Linked DNA regions of Homo sapiens: regions 2 and 3 are each linked to region 1. A link is a contact called in ENCODE Hi-C or POLR2A ChIA-PET data. All regions are on one chromosome and are shown on one strand. The core of a region is the stretch at or near the end of the contact, and the rest is flanking DNA. Distances in the headings are between cores, read along the strand shown. Region 1 overlaps TTLL5 (tubulin tyrosine ligase like 5). Region 2 overlaps TGFB3 (transforming growth factor beta 3). Region 3 overlaps TTLL5 (tubulin tyrosine ligase like 5).

Region 1 (3,811 bases), core at 646-3,145:
ATAAGTTTATAAATATTCCCCCAGAGGTAAGAAGAGTATTAGCCTCATGGCAGGTGTGCCGTTAATGCATCAGTGTGTAGGGCAGAACAAAGAGGAAAGGAATTATCAAAGCCTTGAAGTTTCGCAGAATTTTCTGGAAAATTTTGAAGGCCATGGCTGGGAACAAAATACTGACGGCAGTGCTGGTGAAGTGTGGAAACAGCTTCACAAAATCAAGTTAGACCATGCCTTCGGTGTATGAGCTTTTTTTGGTTGGATGGAGGATGAGGTTTACAGTTTGTTTTGCTGCTAATTATAGCATATGTTTATTTAAGTAACTCAGCAAAAACACAATTCATCAACCTCACCAAAATTTGAAAAAAAATTTGTTCCCTCCCTGCCTCCCATAATCTGAAAGTCCAGTTTATAAATTCTAGTCTAAAAGCCTTAATAATAAATATCCATTCTCTTTTGCAACTACTGCAACTTTACCTTCAAATATCATGTTTTCCCATATATTATGTTATACTTTGTGATAACTCAATTATGGTTTTAGTTTCTTTATTTGAATTGTCTTAAAATCCTCGTATTTTTAAACAAAAGCCTCTAGTAATAGTAGAGAAAGTTCTTACTGCCACAGCGCCACCTACTGGTAGACCATTATAGGAGCAAACTATTTGGAGCTCAACTTTGACCCAGTTTGGGAGCATCCTTCTAAGTTTTGGTTTATAAAGCCCCAACTTCACTGTCATTTTGAGAAGCTAGAACTTCTTTTGGTAGCCACTAAGTCTCTTGCTGTAGTATAAAGTCAGCAAGTGAAAATGATAAAAATATGCTCTTATTCTTACCGTTACCTTAAATTGGCCCTGACTTCACCGACTTTGATTTTCTCTGTCCTATAACTGTAGCAAGGGCTTCAGATTGTGTGGGCAAGGGTTTGGATGTGGCGAAAATAACTTGGGGAGTATCCAAAGATCCTGAAAAATGGAAAAAAGTATCTCTACTTAACACTACATTTGATTTTGGCCCAAAGGACACAAGGTAAAATCTGAAACTAGGTTAAGGGGATCACCGTTCCCCCAGATAACGCCACCCCACTTCCTGTCAAATTCCAATTCACAGTCTCTCTTTTGCTTTTGAACAGCGTAAAAGTGGGTGATCAACCCAAATTCTTACCCCTCTGGCTCTGGAAAGAAAATCTGGGGAGCAATCAGGGGTTTTATGTGACTGTACTCCAGATCCACCCAGGAGCTCCAAAAACTATACAACACGTGGTGAAAAGAGTAAGAATCTGATCATGAAAATAGGCCATTCTGTTGAGAGCTGCCAGGCAAGTAATTTTGCTTGAAAGTTAAAGTGACATCTAGATCCTTAGGGTTTTGGCTCCACAGGGTTTACTATATAGTAATGTTCCTTTCTCTTGTTGTCTCAGGGACCCAACGAAGTGGGCAGTCAGAGTCACACTGATGTGCTGTTGCCCCATCCCCATCCAAAAAGCACAAAGCTATAGTACATTTTACTAGGGCCAGAAACAACGAACATTTAATAAGGACACTGCTCACTGCTTGCACATGAAATCCATCATTGATTTTCTAAAGGTGGTAAGGTCCCTTCCACCAATTGCAGACTACTAAGAGCTTAAAAATAAAAGGAGGGAGAGGTTGGGCTCCAGAACAGGAAAGGCTTAGGCAGAAGCTAAGGGGCAGGGATGAGGGCAGCTGCTGCGGCTTCAGACTCCTACAGTAATGGTAGTTTACATTATCAAATCAGCATGAGAGAAATGTCAGTTATCTAATCTGTTGCTCTCTGCTATTTTAGTTTACCATCACCACCTCAGAACTCAAGAAGAACACCACAGTTATAAAGAAGGAAGGCCAACGACTTTGGCTTTGGGCCAAGAGCTCTCACTCCAGCTTCCTTCTCAAGTTTCCAAATTTGCTGACTCTAAAACTTCCCTTCCACAGCAAACTACTAATATAAAGCCTGAGGTTGGTAAGTCAAGGAAAAACCACATTCATGGAGTACTCCAGGTACTCTGCTAAGAGCTTTCAATTCACTATCTCATTTAATGTTCATAATACCAAGAATGCCATTAAGCCACCATCTATAGGAAAGGACTCTGAGTTGTTTTTCAACAGTGCCCTGGGACGAATCACTATCTCATTCAGACTGCGAGAGAACAGTCACACAGCCGAAAGCCTGGCAGGCAAGACTTACAGGAAGAATTAAGGAACTAGAAAACAGACTTCTGCTATAGTCTTGGACTCAATATCATGTTTAACGGATTGAATTAACTGGACCAGATGGGCTAAATACCTTTCAAAGATGGTTTAGGGATTCCTACATAGGCACACGCTTCCCAGGTCTCAGGGAGAGGTGTAAACTTTTAGACTTATTATGAGAGTTGTTCTTCTTTCTTGTGGGTTTACAGAAAAATGTTGCTACTAGGAACCTAATCTCCTTTTTGTAGGATATCCTTCTGAACCCCTAGGATAGAACTGCTTTAAATCTACTTGTAATACAGAAAGCAAATGATTTTCAGTTCAAATGTTGGTGTGCCTGGCAGTTACTTACTAGTTGTACAAATAACTGTAACAGATTTAGTTACTAATGCTGTGAAGGTAAAATGTTCATTGGGAAGTATAGAAAATGCCTGAAGCTTACTATATCATGCACCTCAGTGTTTCTTTAACTAACGATCAGGAACACCAGAAAAATCAGAGTAGAAACAAATTCGAAAAGTTCAGAGGCCCAGAGCCTATTGGTGACAAAAGCAGTAAGTAATAAACTACCTAAACAATGAAGAAGAATGATCTGCTTGTTACCATAAAGTAGAATTAGCAGGGAAAGGTCACTATGAGAAGCCAGGAAGAAATACAACTTCTTCTTCTTGCTCTGTGGTTTCATACTGACACCAAGTTCAGTATGAGTGCCACAAAATCTTCTAAATAACGTTACCAAGAGTCAGTAAACAGTAATTCACGGTCAAGATGCTGCAAGTATGACCCACCTGACCACCCAAGTTTCCAACTGGCTCAGCTGGAGTGCATGCAAAGTTCAATTCAACACTTAATTTATCAATCAGACACGCAAATGAAGTATAGTCAGGGAACTCCTTGGGTTTGTGAACTTCTCCAGCAGAAGCAAACTTGAAGAGCCAAAGGGGTTCTCATAGGGTATCTCACAGAAATCCTTCACACTTGGCCATGATTCCCTTGTGCCATTACTTCGCAGTTCATAACAATCCCAGGTGAAGGTTTACTTTCTTAAAAATATAGTTAACTACCATGTTCTAGTAATTCTTTTTTTCTTTCCTTTTTTTTTTTTTTGGAGGAGTGAGGTGAATAGATACCCATCAAGTATTTCTTGAATTCAGGTTCTAAAATGTTCAGTGGAGAACACATCCTTATACTCCTATCATACTTCCATGGATCAGTGTGGCTGGGAACTGGGGCATGAGCAGGGAGTGGAAAGAGAAAAGGTTATGAGGTAGTAGTGGCCCGGGTGTAGTTACAGTAGTTATAGCGCCTTCCCTATATATTGCTTCATTTAATCCTTACTATAAGCCTTATGAGATACATATAATTATCCCCAGGATGTAGTCAAGTAACTGGCTTTTTTTTTTTTTTTTAAATTAGAGGTAGGGTCTTGCCCTGTCACCCAGGCCAGAGTACAGTGGCAGGATCACAACTCACTGCAGCCTTGAATTCCTGGGCTCAAGTGATCCTCCCACCTCAGCCTCTTGAGTAGCTAGGACTAGCGGCATGTCACACCACACCTGGCTAATTAAAAACTTTTTTTTTTTGTAGAGATAGGGTCTCACTTTGTTGCC
Region 2 (3,811 bases), core at 1,312-3,811, 55 kb before region 1:
AAGGGTCCAAGGATGCTACTGGATGGAGGCAAATAGAATGGTCTCCATTTGAACGGAAAGTTGGAGCTAGAGAAATTAACAAATGAATTCAGAAATTACTGGGTAGCCACAATAGAGAGATAGAAAAGACCCAGCTTCTCTTACTCAGGAGCAGTTTCACTGCTCATTTATAAAGGGAGGATAAAGTATGCATGCCAACTACTAAAAGGGAGAAGATGATCACGCCCATGAGAGGGTCCGAAGGATTAAGTGCTTTAACTGGGAGCAATGAGTTCACCTATGGACACAGGAAAGGCTTCAGAAGGGTGTGGAATTTGAGCAGAGGCTTCAAGGATGAGGTTTGGGGATGAAGGGATCCAGGAGGGGAAGCACTGCAGGTAAAGGAAGGAGCATGAGTGAGTGAGTCCATCTGGCCTCAGAGGATGCCGAAATGAAGCTGGGGAGAACGAATTGGGAAATATTTAGATCTGGAAACCATGTCTTATGAGGATGGTTGGGCTTGGGAAACTAGGGATGTTCAGTTGGGGGAACAGCTCAACAGCAAGGTATAGGAGAGGCAAGGTAGTTGCCACAAAGGCTGGCATGTAGATTTATTTATTCCATCAGTTAGGAACAAATCAGTTAGGAACGAATCAGTTATCAGTTAGGAACGAATCAGTTAGGAACGAATGATCTTGGCCAGTGACTTTAATCATAGTGATTTCTTGTTCACAAGAGGCCTGTAGCAGCAGGGTTAGGGTGGGCTGGCTGCTTAATGATGCCACCGAAGACTCAGGCTTTCTCTCTTTCCAGTCTGCCATGCTTAGTATGTTGGCTTTTCATCCTTTTCCTTATGGTCACAAGTGATTGCTAGGGCTTCAGGCACCTTGTCCACATTTAAGACAAGAAGGAATGAGGGAAGGGGAAGAGCCAGAAGCTTTCTTCTTCCATCTGTCACTTTTATAAATAATCGAATATCTTTGCCAGAACTTGCCCTTACCCCCTGCATACTTCTCCTTGTCTGATGGGTCATTACTGGGTCACATGACCACCGCTACTCTCAAGGGAGGACAGGAAAAGGAGCATCTGGTGTTTTCGACTCTGTAATGGGATGTCACAAGGGAGAAGGGAGTTAGGAATGGTTATTGAATAGATAACCAATGGTGTCTGCCATGGTTCACCCTTGGAACCCACAAGAAGCCAGATTTTGGCTAATAGCTGCCTTTGGAAGTAGCAAGTTCTAAGTCTCAGCAGATATTAAAGCAGAGGCTAGCTGTCCACTTGGCAAGCGGTATTATTGCCAAATGATCTCTGTAGGCAACAGAATTGAAGGGGCCTGATAATCACATTTGGGTGATCTGTTGAACCACGGTTCTAATAGAAGGATATGCCTTATTTGGCTAAATGGCCTTTGGATTGAGTCTCAGCAGTCACCTACTATAGTAGTCAAGCTGCATAAACTTAGAATTGATTTCTGTCTGGGTGCACATTAGGAGGGTAAAAATAAAACCAACCTCAACAAAGCTGAGTTGGCTAATAACATTCAGTGCTTGGTTTTATGTGGAGCGCTTCATAGCACTGCTTTGTATTGTGATAGAAAAGGGTGCAGGGCCACCTTTGCCTCTTTACTCTTCCTCATGCAGCATTTATCTCTGTTTCTTACATCCTTGGGATCCTGGTCTTTAACACATGAATGTGCCTTTCTGGTTTCTTCTGCCCCATGCCCTTGAACCTGGGATTCCATTGATCAGAGCCACCTATGATGGCATGAAAGGACTCCAAGGGAGAATATGAGAGCATTCATGAAGTTTCTTTTATTGGTGGTTTTAAGTTGATTTTCTATAAATGTTTTTTGTTGTAGCAACTTGGAGGAGAACTGCTGTGTGCGCCCCCTCTACATTGACTTCCGACAGGATCTGGGCTGGAAGTGGGTCCATGAACCTAAGGGCTACTATGCCAACTTCTGCTCAGGCCCTTGCCCATACCTCCGCAGTGCAGACACAACCCACAGCACGGTATGGAGCAGGCTCATGCCATCTGAGGCACTGGGGCTGACCGACCAGACCACTTGTTAAAAAGAATGAGTGAAGGATTGAATGTTGAGTGAGCAAATGATGGTCTGGGGTGAGTAAAATTCCTCTGGTGAAGGTTCTGATCTTGGCACCCTGACTCAGTTCTACTCAGTCACATTCTGCCCTTTTAAATTCCTACCATAGTTTCAACCAGCTTTTTAATTTGCTTTGTCCAAAGCTCTCTGTACCGTAGAAATTAATTAACTGCCACGTGTTACCCTATGTCAGAGATATGTGCATGTGGCTGGCAAGGAACACTGAAGTAGAAAGGCTTCTATCAGAACTCTGATCATTCCAGCCTCTCGAATGTAGAAAACTTACTCTGAAAGACAACAACAAGGATGGACAAGAAGCTAATTTGAAATGCTAGGAACAGAAAGTGAGATAGCCGAGAGTCCACAACCCCTGAAACTAGTCTGTCTTTCCCTTGAGGGGAATCAAAAATAGGGCAGTAATTTGTGAAGCATGTTTCCTTCTAGCTCATTGTTTCTGCATCCTGTCTGGGGCCCTGCACGCTGCACTTACTAAATGGCTCAAGGCAATGTTTTGTGAGAACATTTCTCACCGAAGTGATCAGTTCCAGCTAGGAAGAGCAATGTAAGTGTTTTCTTAAAAGCCAAGATAGGCCGGGCACGGTGGCTCACGCCTGTAATCCCAGCACTCTGGGAGGCCAAGGCGGGTGGATCACAAGGTCAGGAGTTCGAGACCAGCCTGGCCAACATGGTGAAACCCTGTCTCTACCAAAAATGTAAAAAATTAGCCGGGTGTGGTGGCACGCGCTTGTAATCCCAGCTACTTGGGAGGCTGAGGCAGGAGAATCGCTTGAACCCAGGAGGCGGAAGTTGCAGTGAGCCAAGATTGCACCACTGCACTTCAGCCTGGGTGAAAGAGTGAGACTCTGACTCAAAAAAAAAAAAAAAAAAAAAAAAAAAAAGCCAAGATAATTCGTTATCAGTGTAGTAACTGTCATATGCTTCAACTCATCACCCCAAACAAGTGCAGTTGTTCTGCTTCTGTCATTGTGGATGAACAGCAACTACACAACTACTCACTCACCCAAACCAGGTTCCAACAGTTTTTTTTTTTTTCTTTTTTTTGAGACAGACTCACTCTGTGGCTCAGGCTGGAGTGCGGTGGCACTATTTCTGCTTACTGCAACCTCTGCTTCCTGGATTCAGGTGATCCTCCCACCTCAGCCTCCCAAGTAGCTGGGATTACAGGCGCCTGCCACCACAGCCAGCTAATTTTTTTGTATTTTTAGTAGAGATGGGGTTTCACCATGCTGGCCAGGCTGGTCTCAAACTCCTGACCTGAAGTGATCTGCCTGCCTCTGCCTCCCAAGTCCTGGGACTACAGCTGTGAGCCACTGCACCCGGCCCCCAACAGTTCCTCTTAAAGAGCACCCGTGGCCATTCTAGCACTTGCTCAGCTTCTGGGACTGCCCCTGGAACTGGGCGACTTCCTGGGTTCCAGGCCTGAGACTTGGCCTTCCAACCTCTCACTGACATGTCCCTTCCCAGGTGCTGGGACTGTACAACACTCTGAACCCTGAAGCATCTGCCTCGCCTTGCTGCGTGCCCCAGGACCTGGAGCCCCTGACCATCCTGTACTATGTTGGGAGGACCCCCAAAGTGGAGCAGCTCTCCAACATGGTGGTGAAGTCTTGTAAATGTAGCTGAGACCCCACGTGCGACAGAGAGAGGGGAGAGAGAACCACCACTGCCTGACTGCCCGCTCCTCGGGAAACACACAAGCAACAA
Region 3 (3,811 bases), core at 638-3,137, 36 kb before region 1:
TGTTACTGCATTTTTCCCTCACTGCCTCTATGACCACGACTACAGCCCAGCTCTTCCCCGACACCGCCTTTTTTTTGTGGGACTTTGAAATACCAGCCACTGTAGCTAACCCATCTTTATTTTTGCTTTAATGGCTTGGCCTGGAAATTCTGTCTTTTTTTGGCCAAATGTCTACAGATAATACTGTCTTTATACACTCACTTGGCATTTATGAAATAAATGAAGTTATGTCTTATTATGTTAGTCCTAAAGTCAACAAGCAACACAAACATAAAATATATTCAGAACTACCCTAAAAAGTCTTAAAGCACCTGTAAAATACATCATGCCAGTTCGGCAACTATCAGGGAGTCCAACAAACACACTTATACTTCCATCCTTCTGTTCTTTCGTTAGCACCCAACTAACATGACTGGCTTGTGTTTAGGCCATAGAGAATGCAAGTATTTTTAGACATTGTGATCAACATTTGCCAAGGTAAACTGCACTATGAGAATCACCTAGGAATGAAGAACCATTGAAGCCAAGAGCAGATTCACATGTCGTGCTCATTTGGAAGCATAAGTTACCTGAGAGGAATGGTGGAGAGACCCTCCTAAACGATCTAAATCATTGTTTCTTTTATCATTTGGAGGCACATGGGGAGGGACTTTGTCTTGCATATACTGCTTATTTTCACTGCTACACTCTTAAGTGCTGAGATCGCATCTTACAAATTTTCACATGACCCAGGGCACCCAGCATTTTGCCTTATAAATATTTACATGAGAGCTGCTTGGTAAATAGTTGATTGACTGATGATCAATAGCGCTGTTACCCTATGGGTGGCAAAAGACTTCCAACTAACAATACAAACTAGGCTTCTACAAACAACAAAAGGCCTGATGTGGTAAGCGGCAATCTGTACTTCCAGGCCAGTGCTTCTACCACTCATCAGCTGTCTGAAGGTTAAGGGATACACATTTTTTTTTTTTTTTTGAGACAGAGTCTTGCTCTGTAGCCCAGGATGGAGTGCAGTGGCATGATCTCAGCTCACTGCAAGCTCCGCCTCCCTGGTTCAAGCCATTCTCCTGCCTCAGCCTCCCAAGTAGCTGGGACTACAGGCACCAGCCACCACACACCTGGCTAGTTTTTTTGTATTTTTAGTAGAGATGGGTTTCACCATGTTAGCCAGGATGGTCTTGATCTCCTGACCTCGTGATCCGCCTGCCTCGGCTCCCAAAGTGCTGGGATTACAGGTGTGAGCCACCGCATTTTTATGAAATCCTATGACTCATAGCTTTTCCAGTTCAGAAAAAAAAAAAAAAAAAAAAAAAAGTTCATCATGAATTTTCTGCCAATAAAGAAGGCCCTAAGCCAGGCAGGTGTGGTGATACATACCTATAATCCCAGCTTAGGAGGCTGAGGAGGGAGAATCACTTGAGCTCAAGAGTTCAGGATTCAAGACCAGCCTGGGCAACACAGCAAGAACCTGTCTCAGAAAAAAAGAATACAGTAAAAAGAAAAAATTCCTATCTGGAAAATGGGACAAATAAAGAAGGCTCAAACCTCAAATGTTATGAACATATAACCAAAGTTATTTTTCTCCCTCCAAGGTCTGAAGTGAATAAGAAAAATAAAATTAAAAACTTAATTTAAAATATTACCTAAATGCAAAGACGTTTACCTCTTAAAGATTTGTCCCTAAGGCCTTTCCAACTGATCTGGGCAGCCCTGGTAGTATCTTCTGGCAACATTCTGGTTTGATAAGAAAGGAAGTGAATGAATCAATTTATTTATATCCTGAGTGACATTAGTAGAAACGGACAGCTGGGGTGTGTGGGCCAACCTGCTGCCCCTCACCTTCCTGGGCATAGCTCCAGTATGTTGGAATGAATAACACAGGCACAAGAACATCAGATCCATTTCATGAAACCTTGCCTGGGTTGTCACAAAGGCGCCGGGCACAGCTGCAAGGGGTTTGTTCAGAGCAAAGACAGCCCAAGGAACTCTGCAATGCAGCCACATGGGACATGGGAGCCGCTGACTACAGCAGCACCACCAAGCCCTCATGGCCTCCCAGAAATCCTTTTTAATTTCTCATGAGTAATGCAGGCATCTGGTTCAGTTCAGATGCTAAAACCAACAAGAGCTCAAGTGTCCATCTATGGGGGAAGATTTCCTTTCTACTCGCAAATGAGTGTTGAATAATTTTAATACAATGCTATTTTAAGGAATTCTACTATAAAGAATTATAGTCATTAATACAACAAGCCTAATTCTTCTAAGAAAAATGCACATAACTCATTTCTGAAGATATACTTAAGTCTCACAAACCTGTAAAAAACCATGTTCCCCCTATTCTGGATTATTTTATTATAATAAACCCATCAGATGGGCATGATAACATTTTATCACGGAATAGAGAGATATAAATCTCTGAAAGACTTTCAAATGTCATTCAGTGAAAAGTGTTTCTTTTTGTAACTACATTTAGATAGTAAGTATCCTAATGGAAGACTGATTAACATGTTTGACAGAGGTTTTTTGGCATAAGAATACTTAATAACCACCCTGTTATGAAAATTTAAAAATTTTAAGGCTGACTAAAATCAATGTTCTTGGGATCTAATTCTATGATGTATCTACCATGCTAGTTTCGAAGCATAACCTACTTGAGTATATCTGGTGTATTTTTATATAAACATGTAAAACCTAGATTTATAAAATAAATGGCTGAATTATTAAAAGGAGAGTTTCTTTTATGAAGAGTTTCTTCACTTTCTTAAAAAGATTTAATTTCGGCCGGGCGCGGTGGCTCATGCCTGTAATCCCAGCACTTTGGGAGGCCGAGGCGGGTGGATCATGAGGTCAGGAGATTGAGACCATCCTGGCTAACATGGTGAAACCCCGTCTCTACTAAAAATACAAAAAAATTAGCCAGGCTTGGTAGCGGGTGCCTGTAGTCCCAGCTACTCGGGAGGCTGAGACAGCCTATGGTGTGAACCTGGGAGGCGGAGCTTGCAGTGAGCTGAGATCGCGCCACTGCACTCCAGCCTGGGCAAGAGTGAGACTCCATCTCAAAAAAAAAAAAAAAAAAAAAAGATTTAATTTCTTTATAGGGAGCTCTGGTAATGAAGAGTGGTAGAGTAAAACAATGCTACGAGCTATAAATTGATTTATGCTATTCACAAGCCTCAAACCTCTGGGATTTAAGGATAATGATTTTTGTTTTCTGCTCACTGGAGAAAATCTTTGGTGGGGCATTAGAATGGATTTTTATATAGCTTTGAGTTCAAAAGACAGATTGATGGTGGGGGTGGATTTTGCCTCTTCTAGAATAGCTTCTAGTCTGATAAAAATTCAGCCTCATTCCTCCTGTAGCAGATGCAGCATTAATGAGTCAAAGAGGGTGCTGGATACCAGTTCTCTATCTGAAGATTAGGAGAATAGCACTTTCAGTTACCTAAAGAAGGTGAGAAGTAAATGGTCCAGCTGGGCATGGTGGCTCATGCCTATAATCCCAGCACTTTGGGAGGCTGAGGCAGGAGGATCGCTTGAACCCAGGAATTTGAGACCAGCCTGGGCAACATAGAGAAACTCATCTCTACTAAAAATAAAATAAAATAATTAGCTGGACGTGGTGTTGCACACCTGTGGTTCCAGCCACTCAGGGGCTGAGGCAGGAAGATTGCTTGAGCCCAGAAGTATGAGGCTGCAGTGAGCTGTCATCATGCCACTGCACTCCAGCCTGAATGACAGAGTAAAGCTGTCTAAACAAATAAAATGAAATGAAATGAAGGGACTCTAGACCAGTGACTAACAGTGACTT

What was found. A loop is a pair of places that touch in the nucleus more often than their neighbours do. ChIA-PET counts read pairs that join two places held with the same protein, here RNA polymerase II (POLR2A). Pooled maps may share reads with other maps.
Region 2: a loop to region 1 is called in a map of GM11168, with 2.0 times the contacts of the local background. The contact joins two enhancer-like sites. A Hi-C loop is called at or near these places in 42 of 168 maps with a recorded cell type or tissue (CD4-positive, alpha-beta T cell, CD8-positive, alpha-beta T cell, GM11168 and 35 more), 2 of 37 single-sample maps with no recorded cell type and 20 of 50 pooled maps. POLR2A ChIA-PET finds 5 or more read pairs at or near these places in 15 of 52 experiments (BJ, CD4-positive, alpha-beta T cell, GM12878 and 10 more).
Region 3: a loop to region 1 is called in a map of psoas muscle, with 5 times the contacts of the local background. The contact joins two enhancer-like sites. A Hi-C loop is called at or near these places in 3 of 168 maps with a recorded cell type or tissue (OCI-LY7, gastrocnemius medialis and psoas muscle), 1 of 37 single-sample maps with no recorded cell type and 2 of 50 pooled maps. POLR2A ChIA-PET finds 5 or more read pairs at or near these places in 7 of 52 experiments (A549, OCI-LY7, PC-3 and 4 more).

What each region holds. Positions count from the first base shown.
Region 1 is chr14:75,903,700-75,907,510 of GRCh38, reverse strand. The region is part of intron 31 of TTLL5 (tubulin tyrosine ligase like 5); the gene reads right to left. Among named protein-coding and RNA genes, the nearest start is that of TGFB3, 76 kb to the left of the region's middle. Within about 2 kb of position 1,895, at least 8 of the 41 ENCODE cell types and tissues checked have a DNase peak (open chromatin) inside an H3K27ac peak, as active enhancers do; they include gastrocnemius medialis and psoas muscle, where a contact is called at or near this core.
Region 2 is chr14:75,959,106-75,962,916 of GRCh38, reverse strand. It overlaps TGFB3 (transforming growth factor beta 3), which reads left to right. Exons shown (of 7, transcript NM_003239.5): 6 at 1,841-1,994; 7 at 3,572-3,811. The coding sequence ends at 3,730. Among named protein-coding and RNA genes, the nearest start is that of TGFB3, 21 kb to the left of the region's middle. RefSeq lists a silencer at 2,491-2,540. Within about 2 kb of position 2,561, at least 3 of the 41 ENCODE cell types and tissues checked have a DNase peak (open chromatin) inside an H3K27ac peak, as active enhancers do.
Region 3 is chr14:75,939,350-75,943,160 of GRCh38, reverse strand. The region is part of intron 31 of TTLL5 (tubulin tyrosine ligase like 5); the gene reads right to left. Among named protein-coding and RNA genes, the nearest start is that of TGFB3, 41 kb to the left of the region's middle. Within about 2 kb of position 1,887, at least 3 of the 41 ENCODE cell types and tissues checked have a DNase peak (open chromatin) inside an H3K27ac peak, as active enhancers do; they include gastrocnemius medialis and psoas muscle, where a contact is called at or near this core.